Linked DNA regions of Homo sapiens: region 2 is linked to region 1. A link is a contact called in ENCODE Hi-C or POLR2A ChIA-PET data. All regions are on one chromosome and are shown on one strand. Each heading gives the region's core, a stretch centred on a gene start or an enhancer-like site at or near the end of the contact. The rest is flanking DNA. Distances are from core to core; before and after follow the strand shown.

Region 1 (3,111 bases), core at 165-2,664:
GGAGCAGAGGCTCATTTGGTTTCCTGCCTTATGTTTTGGGATTTAACAAGAGGATTGGCCCTTTTAGTAGCAAGTAGAGGAGCAGGAATCTAATTTCTTGGCTCCATCATAGCTCACCGCAGACTTCTGGGCCAAGCAATCCTTCTCCCTTGGCCTCCTAAGTAGCTAGGACTACAGGCAAATGCCACCATGCCAGGCTAATTTTCTTTTTTTTTTTTTTTTAGTAGAGACGAGGTCTCACTGTTTTGCCCAGGTTGTTCTTAAACTCCTGGCCTTAAATGATCCTCCCACCTCGGCCTCGCAAAGTGCTGAGATTACAGGCGTGAGCCACCGTGCCCGCCTTAATTTACTCTGATTTTTCTTTTCTTTTTAAAATAGAGACGGGGGTCTCACTGTGTGGCCCAGGCTGGTCTTGAACTCCTGGGCTCAAGTGATCCTCCTGCCCTGGCCTCCCAAAGTGCTGGGACTACAGGCGTGAGCCACTGTGCCAGGTCTACTCTGATATTTAACAGTGGTAAAATTCATTTATCCACTAAATGACTTTATTTATACTCTCACTTAATTTCAGAAAGGACTGAAGGTACCTGAGCTGTGAACAAAGAATCAGAGACTGGTTTTTCCTCCATCTCTGCCACTAACTAGTTGTGCCACCTGGGGCAAGTCACTTGGTCTCCTTGTGTCTGTTATCCATGTGTGAGAGCCAATACTTAATATGAGTGCCAGGCACTGTTCTAGAGATTTTCCATGCATCTGTATTCACTCTTTTAATTCTTCTCTACACAATTTATTAAGGTCTCTATCTTTTTAGAGTTTGTCAGGGCAGTTCCAGTTCATCGTGGCAATACAAGAAAGTCACTTTTGGGGGCTTTTGCCATTTCAAAGAATCTTGGATTTTTCTCTGGGCTCCAGAGACACCCGTGCCTGACACCCCCAATTTGAACCCCCAGCGGATCATTGGGTTCCATTGCTGATGGGGACCTTGTGTTTGAGCTTGACTTTCCCTCCATCCATGCTGGAGATAAACGGAAGTCTTCGCGCAGGGGGACGATTGCAGGACGGGGCCGCTAGGGAGGAGGGCTCCCACACGTGGGGAATGGGGGTGGAGGAACCGCTGAAGCTCGTCTGCCCTTTGGAAAATCTCGTTGGTGTCCTAGCCCTGGGATCATTGTACTTACCAGGTTGGGGGGCTCTGCACCCAGAACTCCTCCCAGCCTCTGTCTGCCCGTCCAAGGTCCGGCGTGACTTCCGGTGGCTGATTTCTCATCTTGGGGAAATCCCCGCCCTGGGGGGGTCCGGTGTGGCCTGCAGGGAGCCTGACTCACCCGTCGGCTGAGTCAGGGGGTCCCAGCTGCCCTCGGATGTCTGCTGCACCGCTCCCCTCCCTCAGGCGGGGGACGGCAGGAAGGAGGGAGAGATGGGAGGGCGTGGGGGCGGGGCCGGGGGCGGTCTCCAGCCCCCGGCCCGGGCTCCGCCCTCTCCCGGGATCTGTGAAAGCACAGCCAGGGTGCGGGCGGGTGAGTGCCCACCTGGTGCAGGGTGTGAAGAGCGAGAGCGCGTGTATGAGCACGAGCGTCTGTGGTCTCTGTGTGTCCGTTTACATGATTGCGCCTGTGTCTGTGTGTGCGCATCTGCATGCGTGTCTTTTTGAGTGAATGTCTGTGTGTGACTTCTAGGGACGGCCAGGGAAGAGGAGTGTCCCCTCCCACCCTGGCCCCCCGTCTTCTCATCCTGGACTCCCTCTCTTCTCTCTCCTCCTTGGGGGGTGCTCTGGGCATCCGGGACCCCTGGCAAGGCTGCCGGGTGCTGGGAGGACGCAGAGGCCGCCGAGGGCGGAGGGAAGCGTCAGGCCTGGCTGCGCGCGCCCTGGCTAGGGAGCTCCGAGTCCCGGCCGCCTGGTCCTTTCATTCTGGGCTTCTTCGAGATTCTCGAGGGCTTCCAGCCGGCAGTGTTTTCTCCTTGCCGTCTTCTCAGGCACGAGGAAGGCTCCTGGAGCTCATCTGCCTGGGATGGGCGGCCCTGCCTTGACCTCACGTGCAGCAATTAGGACCACCAAGGAGTGTTCTTCAAACCACCTTCTACCACCCCGCGGGACACGCCAGGGCTGATTCTGGTGCTCGCACCCCGCTTCCTCCTCTGCGTTCCCCTGTGGCAAAGGTTTGTCTTGGGCTGTGGACCCGAAAGAATATTCTAAGGGGAGATGGGCTCTTGCAGAGCAAGAGGGGTATGGTTTCAGCACCAAACTAAACTGGTGCCAGCGCTAGCTCTGCCCAAGAGGCTGTGCAGACAGTGTTTGTGTGAGTACGTGAGGGTGAGAGTCCCTGCCCGCCTAGCTTCGGCTTCCCCACTTACAACCAAGGGAGAACAACATCTATCTTACAGTGTAGATGCCTGGATAAAAACTGGAGCGCCTGGCCGAGCACTTTGGGAGGCTGACGCGGTAGGATGGCTTGAGCCCAGGAGTTCGAGACCAGCGTAGGCAACATAGTTAGACCCCCGCCTCTACAAAAAATTTTAAAAAATTAGCTGAGTGAGGTGGTGCGCACTTGAGGTCTCAGCTACACGGGAGGCTGGGGTGAGAGGATCGATTGAGCCAGAGAGGTAGAGGCTACAGTGAGCTATGATCGCACCACTGCACCCCAGCCAGGGCAACAGAGCAAGACCCTGTCTCAAAAACAAAAACACTGGAGCGCCCAGAGTTTTTTTTAAGTGCGGGACAAGGATTGTCTCGGTGTTGTTACTGCACGCACACCGCCCGTTGTAATGGATAGATGCATTAGTGAAAGTGCTAGGTACACTCATTTATTTTCTAAATCTCACATATAAGGGAACCCCCGATGGAAAGGCCCATCAGCTAGGGAACAGCCAGCAGGCTGGATTTGAGCCCAGAGCCCGGGCTGGCCAATTACTCGAGTGAGTCTGGCTCCGGCTCTGTGACCTGGGTCCAGTACCCCGCCCTTTCTGCGGATGCCTTGCAAAGCGGGGAGCGGAAAGCAGTTTGGTGGACGACCAGCCCTCCCTTGCTTTGCAGGTGGCGCTTTCTATTTATTGATTGTAAGGTGAAACCTAGGCCAGAGCCAGCGTGCGCGCGCCGTCGGGGTCCCGCGGCTGCTC
Region 2 (3,433 bases), core at 690-3,189, 100 kb after region 1:
TGTAATCCCAGCAATTTGGGAGGTTGAGGTGGGTGGATCGCTTGAGTTCAGGAGTTCGACACCAGCCTGGGCAAAATGATAAAACCCTGTCTCTACAAAAAATAGGAAAAAATTAGCCAGGCATGGTGGTACACTTGGGAGCTACTTGGGACCTCCCAGCTACTCGGGAGGCTGAGGCATGAGAATCGCTTGAGCCTGGGAGGTGGAGGTTGCAGTGAGCTGAGATCACACCACTGCACTCCAGACTGGGTGACAGAGCGAGACCTGCCTCAAACAAACAAAAAACACACACATTAAGTGTCAAATAAATTCTTAAGCTAACAGAACAATTGAGTTTTTTAATAGTACAGTGAAACTTTCCCTGCATTTATTCACTTTTCCCAGGACAAGCATCATACCACCACATACTGTTACACACAATGCAGCTGTTCTACGAAAGGTGAGGCTGGGCGCGGTGGCTCATGCCTGTAATCCCAGCACTTTGGGAGGCCGAGGCAGGCTGATCACCTGAAGTCAGGAGTTCGAAACCAGCCTGGCCAACATGGCGAAACCCCGTCTCTACTAAAAACACTAAAAATTAGCCAGGTGTGGTGGTGGGCACCTGTAATCCCAGCTACTCAGGAGACTGAGGCAGGAGAATTGCTTGGACCCGGGAGGTGGAGGTTGCAGTGAGCTGAGATTGTGCTATTGCACTCCACTGCAGCCTGGCTGACAAGAGTGAGACTCCGTCTCAAAAAAAAAAAAAAAAAAAAAAAAACAAAGGTGAGAGCTGTTTGCAAGCTCTGCACATCTGGATCCACTCTCTTGCTCACAGGCTGGGACACCTGCCTGTCCGCCACCAGGCGGTCTATGGCTGGGCATGGGCTCACCACTACCCAGCTCACAGGGCCTGAGAGCTACATCGGGCTCCTCGTGTTGGGGAGCGCAAGGCATGCATGGTGGCATCATGAGAAAAGACCAGGGAATGAGCAGGAACAGATGGAGGAGGAACCCCTATGTCCTTCTCCCTGGTGCACATCCCACCCTGAACACTAAGAAGGAAGCAAGGGGACCAGACCCTGCACATGAGCCTCAGGGTAGGATGCCAGGAGAGTCCCAAGAACGAAGTTGGGGGTGAAGAGGTGGCTGCAGGGGTGAGAAGAGAAGGGGAAGGGGCTGGGCTGAGACTGCAGTTTAGAGTCTAGGTATCTCCCGCACACGGAGATGGGGCTGTCCCCAACTAGAACTGAGAGCTAAGGAGGAATGACAGGGCAGGAGAATCCAGAAGAAGGGGCTTCTGTTTCCCCCTTCTTCCATCCATCCATCCGTCTTTCTCGAGGCCCAGGTAGTCTTCTAGGTACCAAGAAAATAATGGTGAGTAAAACAGCCCCTGCCCTCTCAGAGCTTGTGTTATGGTTGATAAAAATATGAATTTGAAACAGAACCTGCAAAGTAATCCTCACTTCCTACAATTGCAACTTTTGAAAGCTTAAAGTGAGCCTTCTAATTTTTTTTTTTTTTTTTTTGAGACGGAGTCTCACTCTGTCGCCCAGCCTGGAGTGCAGTGGTGTGATCTCGGCTCACTGCAAGCTCCGCCTCCCGGGTTCACGCCATTCTCCTGCCTCAGCCTCCCGGGTAGCTGGGACTACAGGCACCTGCCACCGTGCCCGGCTAATTTTTTGTGTTTTTAGAGAGACGGGGTTTCACCATGTTAGCCAGGATGGTCTCGATCTCCTGACCTCGTGATCCACCTGCCTTGGCCTCCCAAAGTGCTGGGATTACAGGCGTGAGCCTTCTAATTTTTCCTCCAAATTCCAAACAAGTTTTTTTAATGTGGGAAAATACACAGTATAAAAATTTACCATCTTAACCATTTTTAAGTGTACAGGCCAATAGCATTAAGTACATTCACACTGTCATCCAACCGTCACCACCACTACCCGTCTCTAGAACTTCTTTCATCTTGCAAAACTGAAACTCTGCACCCACTAAATACTAACTTCCTATTTCCCCTCCCCCAGCCCCTGGCAGCCACCATTCTATTTTCTGTCTCTGTGAATTTGACTATTTGACTAAGGGTCCGGCGTGGTGGCTCAAACCTGTAATCCCAGCACTTTAGGAAGCTGAGGAAGGTGGATCGCTTGAGTTCAGGAGTTCAAGATCAGCCCGGCCAACCTGGCGAGACCCCGTCTCTACAAAAAATACAAAAATTAGCCAGGCATGGTGGTGCCACACTTGTAGTCCCGCCTACTTGGGAGGGTGAGGTGGGAGGATCACCTGAGCCTGGGAGGTCGAGGCTGCAGTACGCCAAGATGGTGCCACTGCACTCCAGCCTGCATGACAGAGTGAGACCCTGTCTCAAAAAAATAAAAATAAAGAATTTGACCATTCTAGGCCAGATGCGGTAGCTCATGCCTGTAATCCTAGCACTTTGGGAGGCCGACATGGGTGGATCACCTGAGGTTGGGAGTTTGAAACCAGCCTGGCCAACATGGTGAAACCCCATCTCTACTAAAAATACAAAAATTAGCTGGGCATGGTAGTCCATGCTAATTCCAGTCACTTGGGAGACTGAGGCAGGACAATCGCTTGAACCCAGGAGGCGGAGGTTGCAGTGAGCTGAGATCATGCCACTGTACTCCAGCCTGGGTGACAGAGTGAGACTGTTTCCAAAAAAAAAAGGAATTTGAGGCCGGGCGCAGTGGCTCACGCCTGTAATCCCAGCACTTTGGGAGGCCGAGGCAGGCGGATCATGAGGTCAGGAGATCGAGACCATCCTGGCTAACACTTTGAAACCCCATCTCTACTAAAAAATGCAAAACATTTGCCAGGCGTGGTGGCGGGTGCCTGCAGTCCCAGCTCCTCAGGAGGCTGAGGCAGGAGAATGGCGTGAACCCGGGAGGCGGAGCTTGCAGTGAGCCAAGATCACGCCACTGCACTCCAAGCTGGGCGACAGAGCGAGACTCCGTCTCAAAAAAAAAAAAAAAAAAAAACAAAAGGAATTTGACTATTCTAGTACCTCATATGAGTGGGATCACACCACACTTATCCTTTTGTAACTGGCTTCATTAGCATAATGTCCTCGAGGTGCCCCCCTGCTGTGGCATGCGTTGGAATTCCTTTTCGAGGCTGGATGATGTTCCGTTAGAAGGATACCATGTTTTGCTTATCCATTCCCTGGTTAACAGACGCTGGGTTGCTTCCACCTTTTGGCCATTGTGAACAATGCTGCTAATGCTGGTGTACAAATACCTCAAGGCCCTGTTTTCTAATCTTTTGTGAATATGCCCAGAAGGCGGACTGCTGGATCATACGGTGATTCTATCTTTAGGGTGATTGTATCTTTGTGTTTTGAGGAGCCGCCATACCGTTCTCCATAGTGACTGCACCATTTTCCATTCCCACCAACCGTGCACAAGGGCCCCGATTTCTCCACCTCCTTCCCAGCACTTGT

Evidence for each region. Hi-C counts contacts between places; a loop is a spot of excess contacts on that map. ChIA-PET counts read pairs that join two places held with the same protein, here RNA polymerase II (POLR2A). Pooled maps may share reads with other maps.
Region 2: a pooled map shows a loop between it and region 1 (4-fold over the local background). The contact joins the enhancer-like site here to the promoter of PIK3CD-AS2 in region 1. A Hi-C loop is called at or near these places in 4 of 50 pooled maps. POLR2A ChIA-PET finds 5 or more read pairs at or near these places in 4 of 52 experiments (AG04450, OCI-LY7, Panc1 and 1 more).

What each region holds. Positions count from the first base shown.
Region 1 is chr1:9,686,160-9,689,270 of GRCh38, forward strand. PIK3CD-AS2 (PIK3CD antisense RNA 2) reads right to left here and starts at 1,415. Exons shown (of 2, transcript NR_126367.1): 1 at 1,176-1,415. The region is part of intron 1 of PIK3CD (phosphatidylinositol-4,5-bisphosphate 3-kinase catalytic subunit delta); the gene reads left to right. RefSeq lists an enhancer at 1,170-1,339 and silencers at 1,390-1,529, 1,855-2,049, 3,056-3,111.
Region 2 is chr1:9,785,917-9,789,349 of GRCh38, forward strand. All of the region lies in intron 1 of CLSTN1 (calsyntenin 1), which reads right to left. Among named protein-coding and RNA genes, the nearest start is that of CLSTN1, 36 kb to the right of the region's middle. RefSeq lists enhancers at 408-908, 2,542-3,330. Within about 2 kb of position 1,940, at least 7 of the 41 ENCODE cell types and tissues checked have a DNase peak (open chromatin) inside an H3K27ac peak, as active enhancers do; they include OCI-LY7, where a contact is called at or near this core.